Linked DNA regions of Homo sapiens: region 2 is linked to region 1. A link is a loop called in an ENCODE intact Hi-C map of the cell type or tissue named here. Cell type or tissue: A673. All regions are shown on one strand. Links, peaks and the distances in the headings refer to the core of each region. The heading gives the core; the rest is flanking DNA.

Region 1 (5,374 bases), core at 74-5,073:
TGATTAATGGGTACAAAGTTTCTTTCTGGAATGATGAGAAAGTTCTGGAAATGGATAGTGATTTACAACAAGGTGAATATACTTAATGCTGCTGAATTGTACATTTTAAAATGGTTAAAATGGCGAATTTTATGTATCTTTTACCACCATAAAAATAGAAATGTTGGTCAGGTGCAGTGGCTCATGCCTGTAATCCCAGCACTTTGGGAGGCCGAGGTGGGCGATTGCTTAAGCTCAGGAGTTCAATACCAGCCTAGGCAACATGATGAAACCCCCTCTCTACTAAAAATACAAAAACTAGCCAGGTGTGGTGGCAAGTGCCTATAGTCCCAGTTACTCGAGAGGCTGAGGAAGGAGGATCACCTGAGTCGGGGAGATTGAGGCTGCAGTGAGCCGTGATAGCATCACTGCACTCCAGCCTGGGCTACAGGGCAAGTCCCTGTCTCAAAAAAAAAAAAAAAAAAAAGCCTAGGCCGCATACCAGCAAATTCCTATTCTGTTAGGATTGGTGAGAGCTGGGCTTCTGTATTGTTTAACGAGCTCCTCAGGTGAATCTGATGTGCATCTACGTTTGAGACCCACTAGTCTAGCTCTGGTTGTTGGTAGAATGGGGGAACAAGGGGTAATCTCTCTGAAGGTCTTCTAGAGGAGGGTTTCTCAAACGTTGATGTGCATATGGGTCCCCTGGGGATTTTGCTGAAGTGCAGAGTCTGATTCAGTGGTTCTGGCGTGAGGCCTGGTATTTTTTTTGCATTTGCAACAAGCTCCTAGGTGACGGTGGTGCTGGTGCCACTGGCCTGTGACCCACATGTAGAGTATCAAGGCTCTCAAGGGCAGATGGTCATCTTATCCATGGTAGACAAAGTGGAGTTTTGGAAAGGAGCAAGTGAATGTGTAAGATGACTGTTCCAGATACATAGAGTTCAATGAGGATGAGCTGGGGATGAATGAGGAGCAGGAGTGCCACTGATTTGTGAATTAGCTTCTGGGTGTGGATCAAACAGGCAGGCTTGTGGTTTAGCTAACAAACATATTAAGGGCCTGGCGCAGTGGCTCACACCTGTAATCCCAGCACTTTGGGAGGCTGAGGCGGGAGGATTGCTTGAGTCCAGGAGTTCGAGACCAGCCTGGGCAACATGGTGAAACCCTGTCTCTACGGAAAAAAAAAAGTACAAAAATTAGCCGAGCATGGTGGCATGTGCCTGTAGTCCCAGCTACTCAAGGGGCTGAGGCAGGAAGATCACTTGAGCCAGAAAGGTCGAGGCTGCAGTGAGCCGTGATCACACCATTGCACTCCAGCCTGGGTGACAGAGTGAGATGCTGTCTCAAACAACCCTGCAAAGCGTACTGAAGTTAGAGATTATTAGCAAATAAAATCGTGTGGATTTTGCTCAAGTATGCCTGAATTTCTAGACTTTGTGCTTTATAATAAGGGGCCTAGCCCAGTGGAATACAAGCTAGACTGGCCCACATCTTACTTTTCTGTTGCCTTTCCAAATCCTTCTCATCCTACAGAGTCCACCTCAGGTCCCAGACCTCCAACAGCTCCCCAGAGCTGAATTCCACCTTTTCTACCACCGCCCCTCACCAGGGTAAAGTACTTTGGAGCCCTTGATCCATCCTGTGCTGCATATTGGGTCACCTGCCTCAACTGTTTTTCTGCCCATGCGTCCAGCTTGCTCCCTGGACCTGGCGGACTCTTCCCCTGGCAACATCCTGGGGGAAGAACTGAAACTCTAATCTTTGAACAGTGGAACAGCAGGTAGTATGGCTCAGTAGTTAAGGAATTGGACGCTCATGAGTTTAAATCTCATTCCCATCTCTTCTAGCTCCTCTAACCTTCTCACCTGTCACGTGGTAATCGTGATACCTTTCTCCCAAGTCTGCAATGAGGTTACAAGCAGCACCTGGCACGTAGTATCGGGATCCGTCATGTATTTTCATGACAGCGTTCCCCTTCGGAGCCCTTAGGCTGCTTCTATCTTCTGCGCCTCTAGCCTCTGAGGAGTTTTTCATTCCCTCTTGCTGGTTGGAGGTGGCTCTGATTCGTGTTTGTTTGCCCAATATCTGGTGTGCAGGGGAGGTGGGGTTGGGGGTCTTCTATGCGGACAGCTCAGGTTTGATCGTTGTGCCTGCAGTTCTGGAGGCGACCTGCAGATGGCGTGCGCGTCCTTGGGAGGCGTTCCGTCCTCCCAGAGATGGAACGAAGCTGGGCTGTCACCAGGTGTCTGGAATGCAGAGCTTTGGTTTTCAACTGATGCCGTTAGCTGCTTCTCTTGGCTGGGTCCTGGGTGTGGGGGCTGAGATGAGCATTTCTTCATGAGCCTAGGAATACCGAGGCGTACGGAATCTCTGCCCCTCCCCTCTCACCGTGCCGACCCGGGAATCTAGTTATTCATGCGAGGGACTCCTCTGCATCCCACACACTCTAGGTGCTCAGAGAGAATTTGTGGGATGAGTTGCTATTCGGAAGATGCTTCTATGAAAGGTCATGCATCCCAGGTGCGGCCTCACCGGGGCCCAGGCTGATAGGTATCAGCTGCCTGCATGCACAAACTCCTCCCTCCTTCTCCAGCCCTTCCCAGTTCCTCCTCTCAGCTCCTAGGGAGCGGTGGGTCCCAGACTCACCTTCCTTCCAGGTTCCTGATCCACAGCTCAGCCTCAATTGCAGTGCTCAAGAGCCCCCTGTGCACTTCTTAGGTGCACTTCCTTTTCACCCAGGGGCCAGTCACCTGCTTCTGCCTCTCCAAACCTTCAAGTCCCTGGAGGTCCATCTCACCTGTCACCTCCTGTGATGCCCTCTGGACCCTCTCATCAGAAACCAGGCCTCTGGACACCCACGGCACCTTGCCTGCTCCTCCGTGTGGACGCCTTTTCTTCCACTTGGCTGACTCCTTGGAAGCCAGGTGAGGTACCTGATGTGCTGACCTGGTTCTCTTTGGCTGAGCTCCATTCCCTCTCCTTCATGAGCTTCTCTCACTCCTCTCACCTCCGACGACTTCTCTTCTTCTCCCTCTGGCCTCATCTGGTCCTAAGAGTCAGCCCAGAACTTTAGGCCTTGGCCTGGTGCCCCAGCTATAGATAATCTCTTCTTCCCCGCTCCCGATAGGCACCTCTTTCACAACTGTGGGCTATTGGTCTTGTATAGTCCTGGCCCCCTGGCTACCCTGCACTCTCTTGGAGGAAAGAAGCCAGTAGGCAACCCCTCCCCTATCCCAGGCTCCCCAGCGCTTGGTGAGCCAAGGTTGCCTCATTCCATCTGCTACAAGCTTCCCTCCGTTTACAGGTAAGGACACTGTGGGTCAGAGGGGTTTAGGAGTTTGCACGAAGCCACCGACCTAGTTCCCCTTGCGGGCCCAGCACAGCTCTGAGAACAGAAGAGGAGGCACCTTGGCTAATTGCAAGCCTTTAAAAGTCTTAGAGCACTGAGCCAAAGCCCAGGCTTCTCACAAAGTCTCTTTATGAGAGACAGACGGCCTGGGGTCGGGCTCTCTCCTCCCTCCCCGCTGGCCTTCGCCAGATGGGAAAAAAGCCACCACATAGAAACATAACCTTTATTGCACACGGCGCTGGGTCTTTTTTCATAGAAAAAGGTATTAACACATAAGCATCTGCAAATTGAAGCAACTCCTGGTTTTCTTGGAACAGTAAAATCGCATGCAGTGTCTCTGAGTTGGGATTTTGGTCTTTGTCAAAACCACCTAGACTGGGGGGAAGGTGAGGAGGAGGGAAAAAAATTGCTGAGTCTTTGTGCCTCTGTCTCAAAATAGGGTGAGAGAAATATATAGATATATAGCTCGTGGACGCGTTCCTGTCTGTCTATATATGTATATATATCTCCACACATATTTTGTGGGGTGGGGGATTTGACTTGTACTGTCAAATTCTTTGTGCCCTGGCTTCATGGAGAAGAAGAAAATAGTTTCATTTGTACAAAAGAGTTCTATGTACAGGCGTTCATGATTGGGGGTTTTTGTTTTGTCGTTGGTTGGTTTTTGTCTGTCAGTTGAATATAAATAATGCAGAAAAACAGCCGAGCTGGCGTGTGGGGCTGCGGCGCGGCGCGGTCCAGGCGTGGCTGCTCTTCCTGCGGGCCCTACACCAGGGTGTAGGATTTGGAGTAGGCCCCGGCCCCCTGCTTCTGAGACCTCCCTACCCCCGATGTGCTCATCTCGAGAAGCGAGTCCCTGGAGCCCCCCATTTTGGTGTGTGGGCCCCCGGCTCGTGGAGGCTCGGTGCTGGGGGCCGGAGGGGCAGCGCTGGGGGCGGTGGGTGGCTCAGCAGGGGTGGGGCCGGGGGCTGGGGGGGCTGTGCCGGCTGGGGGGGCTGGCATGGCCAGAGTCCTCTGAGGTAAGGTGGCTGTGGAGGCGGCAGCGGGGGCCCCTGGGTGGGGAAGGCCCAAGGACTTGCTGGCAGGGTCCAGGGTCAGGTGGCGAGCCTGGGTGTGGTAGGTTCGAGCCAGGTTCCGGATGGAGGCCTCACGGGGTGGGACCACGGGGCAGGGCTCACGTCCATCTGCCTTTCGAAAGAAGGCCTCTGACTTGGCATACAGGGGCAGGTTGCAGTAGTCACCTGGAATCACAGAGGCAGAGGATGTTACAGAGAGTCATAGCCCTCTGGAAGCAGCTCGTTCAGCCCCCACCCCATCCCCTGCCCCCAGTCTTCTCTCTGATTTGGCATAGGGGCCCCTCCACTGGGGGGCAATAAAGAGTAGCGGAAAGGTCGGGTACTTGGCCCTTCTGAGCCTTCGTTTCCTTATCTGTGAAGTGGGGATGATCTTACTTCCCCACAGGATTATTGTGAGGAGCGAATGAGGTGAGGGAGGTAAAGTGCTTTGCTACAGTGGCTGGTGCAGATAACAGCTGCCCAGTACATGGATGCTTGTTGTTCAATGGTCACTAGAGGCTGGTCAGCTTCCGGTAGTGGAGAGCTCACTACTGCTAAGGACGAGGATGTCCTAATGGCTCTGGCTGGTGGAAAGCTTTTCTTTACCCTGAGGAGGAAAGGAATATCATTCCCTGTCGCCTCCCCACCATGGAGCCTGGTTCTGTTCTCTGAGGTCTCACAGAGTAAGGCGTTCCCCTCTTTCCCATGGCAGCCTTCCAGATGTTTGAAGTCAGCTACATGTCCCCTCTCCTCCCCCTCGGTCCCCTCTTCTCCAGGTGGAAAGTTCCTAATTTCTTTTTTTTTGAGACGGAGTCTCGCTCTGTCATCCAGGCTGGAGTGCAGTGGCATGATCTCGGCTCACTGCAACCTCCGCTTCCCGAGTAGCTGGGATTACAGGCACGTGCCACCATGCCCAGCTAATTTCTGTATTTTTTTAGTAGAGATGGGGTTTTGCCATGTTGGCCAGGCTGCTCTGGAACTCCTGATC
Region 2 (5,374 bases), core at 188-5,187, 170 kb after region 1:
GCTGCAAGGTCACCCAGCCCATACATGATGGGTGCAGACCTGGCACCCGGGCAGTCTGCTTCCAGAGACCAGGCTCCGTGCTGCTGCACTGAACGCTGCCCCAGTGGGGCTCAGGAGGAAGGGCTTTGACCTCAGGCAGCACGGGGTGTGAACCCCAACACCACTGCCATGTGTAAGTCACCTCCCCCAGGCTCAGTATCCTCTCCCACAAATGGGGCTAATGATACTTACCCCAGAGGGTGGCTGTGAAGATTAAGCAAAAGACATCTCAAGCATCTGGCACAGTTCCTGGCACTTACGGGGCACTAAACAAGAGGCTGTCCCTGTTCCTCACTACTGAAGAAAGGGGGCAGTGAGGGGCATAGGCCCAGCTCCTCCATCCCCTGGGCCCACGTGTCCTGCCCTCGGCGGTGCCCACACACAGCGATGCTTCAGGGTCACAGACTCACAGGCTCAGTGCAGAAGAAAATGGATGCCTTCTGCCCTGCAGCAAAATCTCTGCTTTCTCCCCTGCTCCCGCCCACCCTGACCTCTTGCAAAATGGCAGATTCCCCAAAGCAGCCACAGAGCTGCCTCCCCGTGCACCTCGCTGGGGCCTGGGGGCCTGGGTCACTCAGGTGGTACCTCAGGGCTGCTGTGCGGCCTCCCTCATTAAAGCCTGACAAATGAAATGTGAGAACCAAAGCCGCTCCCATGTCACCTGGAAAGAAGAGATGACAGGCTGCCTGTCTGCCACCGGGGCCTGTGTATAGGGTTCTACAAATCCCAGGCCCAGAGGCCGGGACAGCACTGCAACTTCATTTATCAGGAAAGACTGGGCTGGGCAGGGCTTGGGGCCCTGGCACAAGCCAAGGAACAGAGCCGCCTGTTTCTGCCTGGCACAGGGATGTGGAGCTCCCTCTTTCCTTGAACCATAGTATTGAACTCACTATATTTCTTGTTTTTTTTTTTTTTTTTTGAGATGGAGTCTTGCTCTGTTTCCCAGGCTAGAGTGCAGTGGCGTGATCTCGGCTCACTGCAAGCTCTGCCTCCTGGGTTCATGCCAGTCTCCTGCCTCAGCTTCCCAAGTAGATGGGACTACAGGCGCCCGCCACCACACCTGGCTAATTTTTTTTGTATTTTTAGTAGAGACGGTGTTTCACCGTGTTAGCCAGGATGGTCTCGATCTCCTGACCTCGTGATCCGCCCGCCTCAGCCTTCCAAAGTGCTGGGATTACAGGTGTGAGCCACCACACTGGGCTGAACTCACTGCATTTCTAAGTGGCCCTTCTAAAAGGGAGTGGGGTCTCACCTGGCATGGTTATCTAGGGAAGTAAACACCAGCCTTTCTCAGTCTTGACAAAGGACAGAAAAAGGAAAGAGGGGCACTCAGTATAAACCTCAAGGAATTCCAAGGGAGGTGCACAGATATTGGGTCCTGGATCAGGCTCCATTTCAGAGAGAGTTTATCCTAGAAAAAAGTCTCCTGTTGTTTCTCAGTGGGGATACTTTGACATTTTGGGGAGGCACATACCTGTGGGTCTATCCTAGGCAAAGAAGGACATTTAGTATCCTTGGGTTTTGTGCATGAAATGCCAGTAGATCCCTCAGTCACTCTGACACCCAAGTATTCTCCCCTCTTGCGTTTTCAAACAAACACCCTTGAGAAGATGACACTGCCCCAGGTGAGAAGCTCATCAGATCCGCTGATGCTCTCAGCAATGCACGCACACCTGTGTGAGTCTCCCTTCCTAAAACTCCAGGAACAGTCAGGTCTGCCCTCTGGGTGTCAGCTTCTGTGAATTTGGAGATGGTGTTCTGGCTCTGACATCTGTGTTCTGGGTGTCCCCAGCGGGCTGGGTTAGATCACCTCCACCTGACATCCCGCAGACCTGCAGCAGCCCCTGCTCCTCCTCTGGCTTTGGCTATCTGGTCTTCTCTCCGTGGCCAGGCTACTCAGGCTCCTCCCTGGTGTGGGGCAGCCTCATTTCCCTACTGTGACTCTCATCTTTAGTCCTATGTGGTTGGAGCCTAAGGAAGACAGGAGGCCAGGGAGGGATGAAAGATGTGTTCCTCCCCTCTACCCCATCCTGCCCCATAGAGACTTTATTATTCACTTCTCCTGTCATCCTTTGCCCTTTGGCAGTTTCTGTGGTGGGATTTTCATTCCTCATTGTTACCTCTGTCAAGAAGGGACTCCTCAATAGTTCACCATTGCCGTTCTCTAACTAACTGTTCTGTTTTGCATTTCTATGGTGGGTTGGTGGGTTTCCTCCCTCCTGATATAATGATTACTCTGTCTTTCTCTTACACACACACACACACACACACACACACACCCTTTGATATTTCCTTAAGACACTTCTCTGAAGAGATGAGGGTGAGGGAAGGCTACAGAAGCACTTTAATGAGGAAGGCTTTCTTCATAGCAGAGGGGGAGGGTTGGAAAGTCAGTCATTAGAATAGGGATCAAGAAAGTCAGTGGAGCCACTGTCTCTGGGGGGCTTTTAAAAAATGTCTACTTTTTCCTGATTAAAATAGAATACCAATTTGTTGTAAGAAATTTGGAAAATACAGAAAAACCAAAGTAAGACAATAAAAATGACCTGCAACCCCACCAACAAGAGATAGACTTGGTATATTTCCTTTTAGTCTTTTTTTGGAAGGGTGATGGAGATCAGGTTGCGTATGCAGTTTTATATGCTTTTTTCATTTTATATTCCAATGAGGGCTTTTATTTTGCATCCTCAAATCATCTTCAAAAACATCATTTTAAGGACTACATAGCATTCCCCTCTGTGGATAGGCTGTGATAAAAATGGCAGGGATAACAGAACAGGAAGGTGCCAGGGCCGGCCCCGCCCAATTTCCGTTGAAATCTGAGGCAGAGGATGAGCGCCTCTCCCTGGTGATGCATTTCAGTAACTTACATCACAGTCAGGAAGAGTTTATCAATGTCGCCCATCTCTATCTCCACCTTTGTGTGGGTCACCCTGAGTTGGATTTTTGTGAGCTCCATGTATGGCTAAAAAAAAAAAAGTGACCTTTCAGGTTCTCATTCCCTTGCAACCAACGTAAGACTGTCTTCCTTCAACAAACCTCCCAAAGTAGAGGGATAGGAGGCAGGTGTGGAAATATGCAGATAGAAGTGGTGAAGGAACAAAATGTCATGTCTTAAGCTCCAAGACAAAATCGTGTGGGAGCAGGAAATGTATTAATAAATTCTTTTTTGTTCTCTATTGTCCATGATGAATGACCACATTCAGCATCAATAACTGCAAACATTCCTGGGAAAGAGATATACATGCAAGCCCATCGCTCCTGCAGAAAGCAGTGGGTTGAATTCAATTTTGAGTCTGAAGGCAAATTTCACAGCCCTAAACAAAATTATCTGTGAGAGCTGCTGCCACAACCACACATGTAATAAAAGCAAGACCATTGTGGTTAAAGTGGGAGAATGACTCCCCAGAGTCATAAAAGATCGCAAGGCACTGGATGGTGGAGAATTGCTACTCTTAAGTCCAGATCTTTTGAAACTACAAGACTCTGTTCTTACTGGGATTTCTACCAGGAAACACAACCTCCCTGGGAGTTCAGAGCATTTTCTGATCAGCCAGAACATGCCATTCTTCTCAGGAAAAAAAAAAAAAAAATCTCAGTAGGACATGCCAAAAGGGGTAGACACATATGTGTCCGGTTGAGGAGGAGAGAGAGAGAAGAGGGGAGCCCATTGCTAATGGCAATCACATATTTCTATGTTTGGGTGAAATTCAACCAGAGAGGACATTTTGGAAACAGATGCAAGATGATGGATAATCAGCACGTCCCTCATTTACTGCTCATGGAACCTGCATTACTATGTTCACAGAAAGCAATGGAAGCACCTATTCTAGGGGAAAAGAAGATGAGGTGTGGGAGGTGAAGACAGGGATACAGGGAAAAAGTAGTGAAAAGGAGCAATGCAGGTATTTTGTTCAAAAATCTAGTCTTTGTGAACAAATATCAGTCAAGGCTGATGCACATGTAATTAATGCATAAAAGGGAAACTCCTTTTAATTGTTTTCATTGTTTTGAATGCAGAGGCAAACCTGGACCCCCAGTCTCTTATATAAAGGTCTCATAGGAAAAAAGAGGAGGAAACCTAGTAGCTAGCTTTGGGATCAACTAGTTTGGCATTTACAAGGTTTGTCCGTTCCTGAATTTGTCCCTGCGGTGGGCTTTCTTTTCCCTTGGCATAGAACAGTGACTGTGATGAGCAGTCCCATAAAGCACAATATAAATTTTTATTATTATTGGATGGTGCTGCGGCTGGAACAGCACCGTTCTGCATGGAGGTTTTCCGACATATGATAATTACATTCTGTAGGTTTGCAAATAATGACATAACCCAGTCACCTTACTGTGGGTATGATTTATTACAAATAACAAAATGTTATTATATGGAAATTAGTTTCCACACAACAGCTGACTAGAGGGGAGCACTCGAGAGCCACTTTAATCACTAAGACAGGAACTGGTGGCATTTCAGGACCGGGGACAGCGCCAGAACGGCCTCAGTCACCTTACTTGCTAGAAACACCTCTGCAAGAAGCAAACTGGGGGGCAGGTGTGTGGGAGCAGGGCCATGAGCAGCTAAGACTCAACCTGAGTTAGAGACCAAGGTCCTTGCCAGCCTGCAAGAAGGAGGACCTAGGAATTATTTCTTTTGTCTTTTTCGAGACGGAGTCTCACTCTCTCACCCAGGCTGGAGTGCAATGGCACGATCTGAGCTCACTGCAACCTCCACCCCCCAGGTTCAAGCAATTCTCCTACCTCAGCCTCCTGAGTAGCTGGAACTACAGGCGTGCATCACCACATCCAGCTATTTGTTGTTGTTGTTGTTTTTAGTAGAGATGGGGTTTCATCATGTTGGCCAGGCTGGTCTCCAACTCCTGACCTCAAGTGATCCACCCGCTTCGGCCTCCCAAAGTGCTGGTATTACAGGCGTGAACCACCACACCTGGCTAATTCTGATTTTTCATTTGGGTGCTGTCTTCTCCTGACCTCCTATTTTTGCCCCTTAATTCTCCTTCCCTAACTTGGAAAGAAAATTGTCAACTTCAGAATCATCCAGAACTCAAGTGCTTTTTTACACCTCTAGGAATATTGTCTTTACTTAAAGAAAAAAAGAAAAAAAAAAGCAACCAAAGACATATTCAGCCTGGGCATACTGAGCGTATAGAAATATGCCTGGCCCAAACCCTAGACACAGGCCAGTCCTGATACAATATATATATTAAAGAAGTAAATATTTATTGGTCATTTAATTGTTTAACATTTTCCTCCAACATGTGGGTGGTCACAGCTTACAAAAGAAAGCAGAACATGAAACCTTCAAACATTCTCTCCAGCTCTC

The links. A loop is a pair of places that touch in the nucleus more often than their neighbours do. Peaks named below come from ENCODE experiments on the same cell type or tissue, not always from the same donor. Only the 100,000 strongest peaks of a DNase experiment are listed, where the experiment ranks them.
Region 2: it touches region 1 in a loop (2.7-fold over the local background); 3 of 110 quality-filtered maps call a loop at or near these places.

What each region holds. Positions count from the first base shown.
Region 1 is chr11:117,424,232-117,429,605 of GRCh38, forward strand. It overlaps DSCAML1 (DS cell adhesion molecule like 1), which reads right to left. Exons shown (of 33, transcript NM_020693.4): 33 at 3,541-4,572. The coding sequence ends at 4,097. Among named protein-coding and RNA genes, the nearest start is that of CEP164, 99 kb to the left of the region's middle. RefSeq lists an enhancer at 5,177-5,374. In A673, for the core only: a CTCF peak has its summit at 2,136 (motif pointing right); DNase peaks (open chromatin) are centred at 700 and 2,190.
Region 2 is chr11:117,592,772-117,598,145 of GRCh38, forward strand. All of the region lies in intron 3 of DSCAML1 (DS cell adhesion molecule like 1), which reads right to left. Among named protein-coding and RNA genes, the nearest start is that of DSCAML1, 200 kb to the right of the region's middle. RefSeq lists an enhancer at 383-1,174 and a silencer at 4,350-4,550. In A673, for the core only: CTCF peaks have their summits at 2,882 and 3,086; no DNase peak of the experiment used is centred there.